Regions from separate parts of the Homo sapiens genome. Here region 1 is linked to region 2. A link is a contact called in ENCODE Hi-C or POLR2A ChIA-PET data. All regions are on one chromosome and are shown on one strand. The core of a region is the stretch at or near the end of the contact, and the rest is flanking DNA. Distances in the headings are between cores, read along the strand shown.

The links. A loop is a pair of places that touch in the nucleus more often than their neighbours do. ChIA-PET counts read pairs that join two places held with the same protein, here RNA polymerase II (POLR2A). Pooled maps may share reads with other maps.
Region 1: a loop to region 2 is called in a map of naive thymus-derived CD4-positive, alpha-beta T cell, with 9 times the contacts of the local background. The contact joins two enhancer-like sites. A Hi-C loop is called at or near these places in 3 of 168 maps with a recorded cell type or tissue (CD4-positive, alpha-beta memory T cell and naive thymus-derived CD4-positive, alpha-beta T cell) and 9 of 50 pooled maps. POLR2A ChIA-PET finds 5 or more read pairs at or near these places in 1 of 52 experiments (CD4-positive, alpha-beta memory T cell).

The regions. Positions count from the first base shown.
Region 1 is chr2:147,662,311-147,665,010 of GRCh38, forward strand. No RefSeq gene overlaps it. Among named protein-coding and RNA genes, the nearest start is that of ACVR2A, 180 kb to the right of the region's middle. Within about 2 kb of position 1,306, at least 5 of the 41 ENCODE cell types and tissues checked have a DNase peak (open chromatin) inside an H3K27ac peak, as active enhancers do.
Region 2 is chr2:147,296,558-147,299,257 of GRCh38, forward strand. No RefSeq gene overlaps it. Among named protein-coding and RNA genes, the nearest start is that of LINC01911, 460 kb to the left of the region's middle. RefSeq lists an enhancer at 1,117-1,226. Within about 2 kb of position 1,399, at least 2 of the 41 ENCODE cell types and tissues checked have a DNase peak (open chromatin) inside an H3K27ac peak, as active enhancers do.

The DNA of each region.
Region 1 (2,700 bases), core at 56-2,555, 370 kb after region 2:
CAGCAGCAGGAGAGATAGAGAAGTACCACACTTTTAAACCATCAGATCTTGTGAGAACTCACTCGCTATCAGGAGAACAGCATGGCAGAAACCGCCCCCATGATCCTATTACCTCCCACCAGGTCCCTCTCTCAACACCTGAGGATTACAATTCTAGATGAGATTTGGGTGCGGATGCAGAGCCAAACCATATCATAACCCTCAAAGCCTAGTCAGGTAAAGAGAGACCATACCAGATAGTCTAACGGAAGGAATTTAATTTAGGAAACTAGTTACAAAAGTGTTGGAGATACTGAGAGTGAAACAACCCAGATTTAAGCAAGAGCAAAAAGCTGCTACCATTTTTAGGGCTGGAGGAACAAAGAAAGAAAGGACTCTCACACAATCCCAAGGCCTGGGCTGCCTGTGGAAGCTGGATTCACGGCAGAAGCTACCATGGGAGCTGGAACACAGAGAAGATGTAGCCACTTCCCAAAGTGGTAGGTGGGGGACACAGTAAGAAATACCATTGCTCCTCCTCTTCCTCCTGCTCTATTATCTCCTTCTAGTGTCTCTTATTAGTCAAATATACCAAGAAGCCAATTGACAAGGGTACCTGGAAATAGAATTTGCAGAGAAGGATTAAGAAATGAATCTACTTGCAGATAACAGTAAGAGCATGTCTACACTACTTACACTTAGAGCACAGTGCCTAGCATACAGTGGGCACAGTCAGTAAATATTTGCTGAAAGACTGAACAACTAAAGGAGGAGTAAAAGCCAGATACCCTTCTCATGAACACACATACACACACTATATAGACACATACTTATTAAAACCATGGTAATGGTCATCAGTGACCACTAGCCTTGAAATTCTCAGCCTCTACATCATCCAAAGTTTACCATCATGCCCAGACTCTAGCCAATTGAATGAATGGTTATCCTGGAGCAGTGAATGTGCCACGCAGCTACTACAGTTGAACAAATTTGTTCTTCAGTAGACTGTGGTTCAGCCTTGAGAGAACAGGGATAGGTGAGCATAAAGGACTCTCAGGACAATTCAGTTTCACTATGGCATTATCTACAGTCAGTGCAAGCCTGATAGCGGAACAAGCAGAAATTTAATTTCCCCTAAAGATTCATCTTTTGTCAATACAGCATCCTACCAGCCATTCCCTCATAGGACAAGCTCGACTATTATTGCTTACTACCTGGCTCTTAAGGATCAACACGGACTACAGAAATCACTCAGCCACCATTTACCCAGATCTCATTATGCACTCAGTGCTTCATCAAAAACCTTTCATATTTTGTCTCACATAGTCCTCACCACAACTCTGTGAGGTTGGCACTATTATCACTTCCATCTTACAAGACAGGAAACTAAGCTCATCAACTAAGTTTTCCTGCTTGAGATCATGCAGCAGGTAAATAACAAAGCTGGACTCTCAAATCCAGGCAATGTGACTACAAAGCCACTTTCCACCTCTGATTCATTAGGGAAGATTCCCATCATAACGACAGGGATTCCCTATGTGGGCTTTGGTATATGACTTCCTTCTTCAGAGCACAGCACTGTGCTGACTACAAAGTGAAACTGATATTCCTCACATCTGCTTGTGTGTGCCTTTCTCAGCATCTGTATATCACCTTGACTTACTGTCTTAAGAAAGGACTTAGATGTTCAGTACCTCTTCACAATCTCAGAAAGTTTTCCTAGAGATCTGAACAGAGACTAACAGCCCTTCTTAGATTTCTAGCAGCATTCTAAAGCATAGCTACGCAAGACAGAGCAAAATGGATCTTTTGAGCAGTACTTCCTCACTCCTTTGATGATGGAAAATGACTATGACACAATGCCATCAACTCTGACCCACCTGACCAACATCCACAAAGCTCAGCGATTTTCTCTGGCAGTCTACTTAGCATTTGTCAGAGCAAGCTTTACTAGGAAAGACAGGCATTCTAGAAAAACTGTCAAATGAGATTTAGACTCCAGAAGGTGTACTGGGTGTTTGTCCTCTGTCAGCTCCTCTTTAAAGAGGACTGTGTCACCCAGCAAGGTATCCTAAAACTCACCAGAGCCCAGGGAGGTGGGGTAGGGAGAGGCTTCGCTTTCATACAGAAAACCTACAGAGCAACCCACCCAGCCTCCTCACTTTCTCCCTTTCAGGGGCTGCCTCTGGGGCTTTCTTTCCCCCCTTGCTGAAAAGTTTTAGAAAAGTCATCAGCGTTAGTTCAAGAAAGTTCCCATTTTTCATGACTATGTTTATAGTACAGGCTCAGCATCCCTTATATGACATGCTTGGGACCAAAAGTTTTTCAGATTTTTAATTTTTTTCAAATTTTGGAATGTTTGCATATACATAATGACATATCTTGAAAATGGGGACCCAAGTCTAAAGATGAAATTCATTTGTTTCATATACACCTAATACGTGCAGCTTGAAGATAATGTCATACAATATTCTTAATAATTTTTTGCATGAAACAAAGCTTGTATACCTGAGGTCAGGTGTGGGATTTTTCCAATTGTGATATCATGTTGACGTTCACAAATTTTCAAATTTCGGAGAATTTTGGATTTCAAATTTTCAGATTAGGGATGCTCAACCTGTATTAAAATCCTTGACAGTATCTATTAATCTATATCTATCAATTACTAGTTATTTATTGAACACTGGTAAAAAAAAAAAAAAAAAAAAAACCGTAGAAAAG
Region 2 (2,700 bases), core at 149-2,648:
ACTCGCTTGTCAGAGTGTGACTTTCTGGTTTGCTTCTTAACTTCCTCCTCTGCCCAACTTAAGAATTCCACAAAAACTCAAGGGAAGATCTGTAAAGGTTGGGTATCTCTAGCATCTTGGCCCCTCGAGCATCTCCCCTCTCTCCAGCATCTTGGTCTCTCAAGTCCTAGGAGCCTTCATAACCCTGAGCTTTAATTGTTTTCTTTGCATTGTGGATTTATCAGAAGTTCTGCTGGCTTCTCTGCCTCTTAGCTGCAAACCCCTCTAGGATTTTTAGACTCTCTCCACTGGCCAAGAATGATAAATATCTCTGGAAGGAAAGCAGCTCACAAAATATCAACTCATCTCTCAATAATTACCTTCTTTTCTAGTAACTTGGCCCCTAAGTTACCTCAACTGTTCACCAAATTCTTCAAATACATCCTTTTTATATTTTGTCCCATTTTTCTATTGTTCTCAGTGGGAGTGTTGTTCTACCATAAGCTAATACATCATGCACTTTAGGATCTACTTTAATGATCTTTTAACTGAACATACATCATAGTTTAACATGACGCAATTTAAGTGCAAGTTCATAAAAGAACTAGCTCCTGTCCCCATTTTTCTGTGGCATCTTATTATTTCATGTGATATAATTTGAATAATGGAGAAAGGGTGGGTCTCTGCCCAAAAACATTTTATTCACATATATTTGTTACTTAAGATCCAACTTTAGGAAATATGTTCAAAGAATTATCTCTGTTCATATATAAATATCTCTAGAAGAAGTTTGGCAGTCATTAACATTGATGACGACGGATATCAGACTTTTATAAGAGGAGGAAGATAGAGGAAAAATAGGAGTCCAGGTCCTGCTAAGGAGAGAATTCCATGACCGGGTAGCCAGGAAAAAGAAAGGAAAGCCACAATGTGAGAAAAGTACCCTGAGAGGATCAAGCTTTTCTATATCCCAATTTTGGCCAGGACTGGCTCTAACCTGTCAGGATATTGTACCTCTATCCAGATGAATAAATACTAGGAAGAAGCTTAATGTTCAACAAGGTTGGATACTCTTCTTAGGGGCTGAAAGGGAGCAACTTTGTCTGCTGGCTTTGTAGAGGGTGTATAGCCCAACTAGGCCTGACCTATTCACTCCTTTTCTAATTTTCTTATTAGTAGACAAATGTTTCCATTGATCCAGCATGTTAATTTTTTTTCCCCGAACAATAATGAAACACATGGAAAAGTCTTGTGCTTGCATAGAAAAAAGTAACACATATGAAAGAAATGAAACTTTTGATCTTAAAGTGCTTGTGCTGTGAACAACATGTGCTAAATCAAACACTTTCTGTATACCCAAACTTTAGTCTTAGATTTGGTTTGGACTAAAGTAAGTTCTATTACTCATTGTGAAATGGGTGTGTTTCCTGTTTCTCTGGAAATGGGTGCTGGTTTGCATCAAGAGGCTTCATAAAGAAAGAGAAAAACCGCAAATCACTATACATGATCAACATTTGCCATTCTACTAGCACGTTGCTACAGCTGCTTCCAGCTTTGCTGGGGTAAAACACTGACACCTGTTATTCAGCGAGGTATATGTGGGATGGATGGAGCCATGAGAGGGAAGCCACAATGCCAACATGCTGCAAATGGCATTTTATTTGTTTCTAAAATTAAATGAAAATGGTTACAACCCTAGCCAACCTTGACCTTGGGCTCTCAGGGCCAAATTTGTTCTAAAACCAAGAAATAACACCTATATCTCAAAGATTCACAGGTGGAAAGAAATGGAAGACTACTCCTACAAGCAATGATTAATTTCAAATTAGGTGAATAAAAAGGAAATAATATTTATTAAACTCCTACCACATACCTGCTAGGCTCAGGGCTTATTGACCTTTTAACATTTAACTTTCACATTACTCCCATGATAGCTGGGATTATTCTCATTTTTCAAAACAGAAATTCATGGCTCTGAAAATTTGGATCACTTCCTGAGATGACCCCACTAATGAATGGTAGGTATGAGATTTAAGGCTGGGTGCTTCTGATTTCAAAGCTCATTGCTCCATGATGCCAAAATATCCACTTTGTATCATCCTGTCTTCTGGATTTTTTGAAGACCTTACTGCCATAGTAGACCATATTCAATGCCTTTTAAAATCACATGGAGGCATGTGTGCCTTATGTTTCACAGCGAGACAGCTCCATACGTAAGTTAAAGCCTGAGCACATAGTTGCCAGGGCCCTGATAATATCACCCTGGCATAAACTGACATAGTGGTAGGCCTCCTCAATTCAAGTTCTGTCAAATCCAATGACTTAATTAAAGCCCTGGGAATGATGGGAATTTCAATAGCAGGGCACTCTGGGAGCTTTCTATAATCTAAAGCAAATACAGAAATAAAACTACAGGAGAGAACCTATCAAAACCACAATATATCTATTACCACGGCTGTTTCTTCTCAGACACTAGGCTCCCTCCTGAGCCTATTATTAAGTGCAAATGACCAGGCTCAGTTACTGTTATTTTTAAAAACATTACTTATCGTGCATTGTGTTCTGAAACTTGTTGACTTATTTTAATTTGCATAATTATAGTAATTTTCTCCTATGTCAATGCTGTAGGATTATATTAGGATTTTGCCTTTTATTTAAAGAACTTTGCAGGTTCAAAAGCACATTGTTGTCATATCACTTTTGACCCTTTCAGGCAGTTGA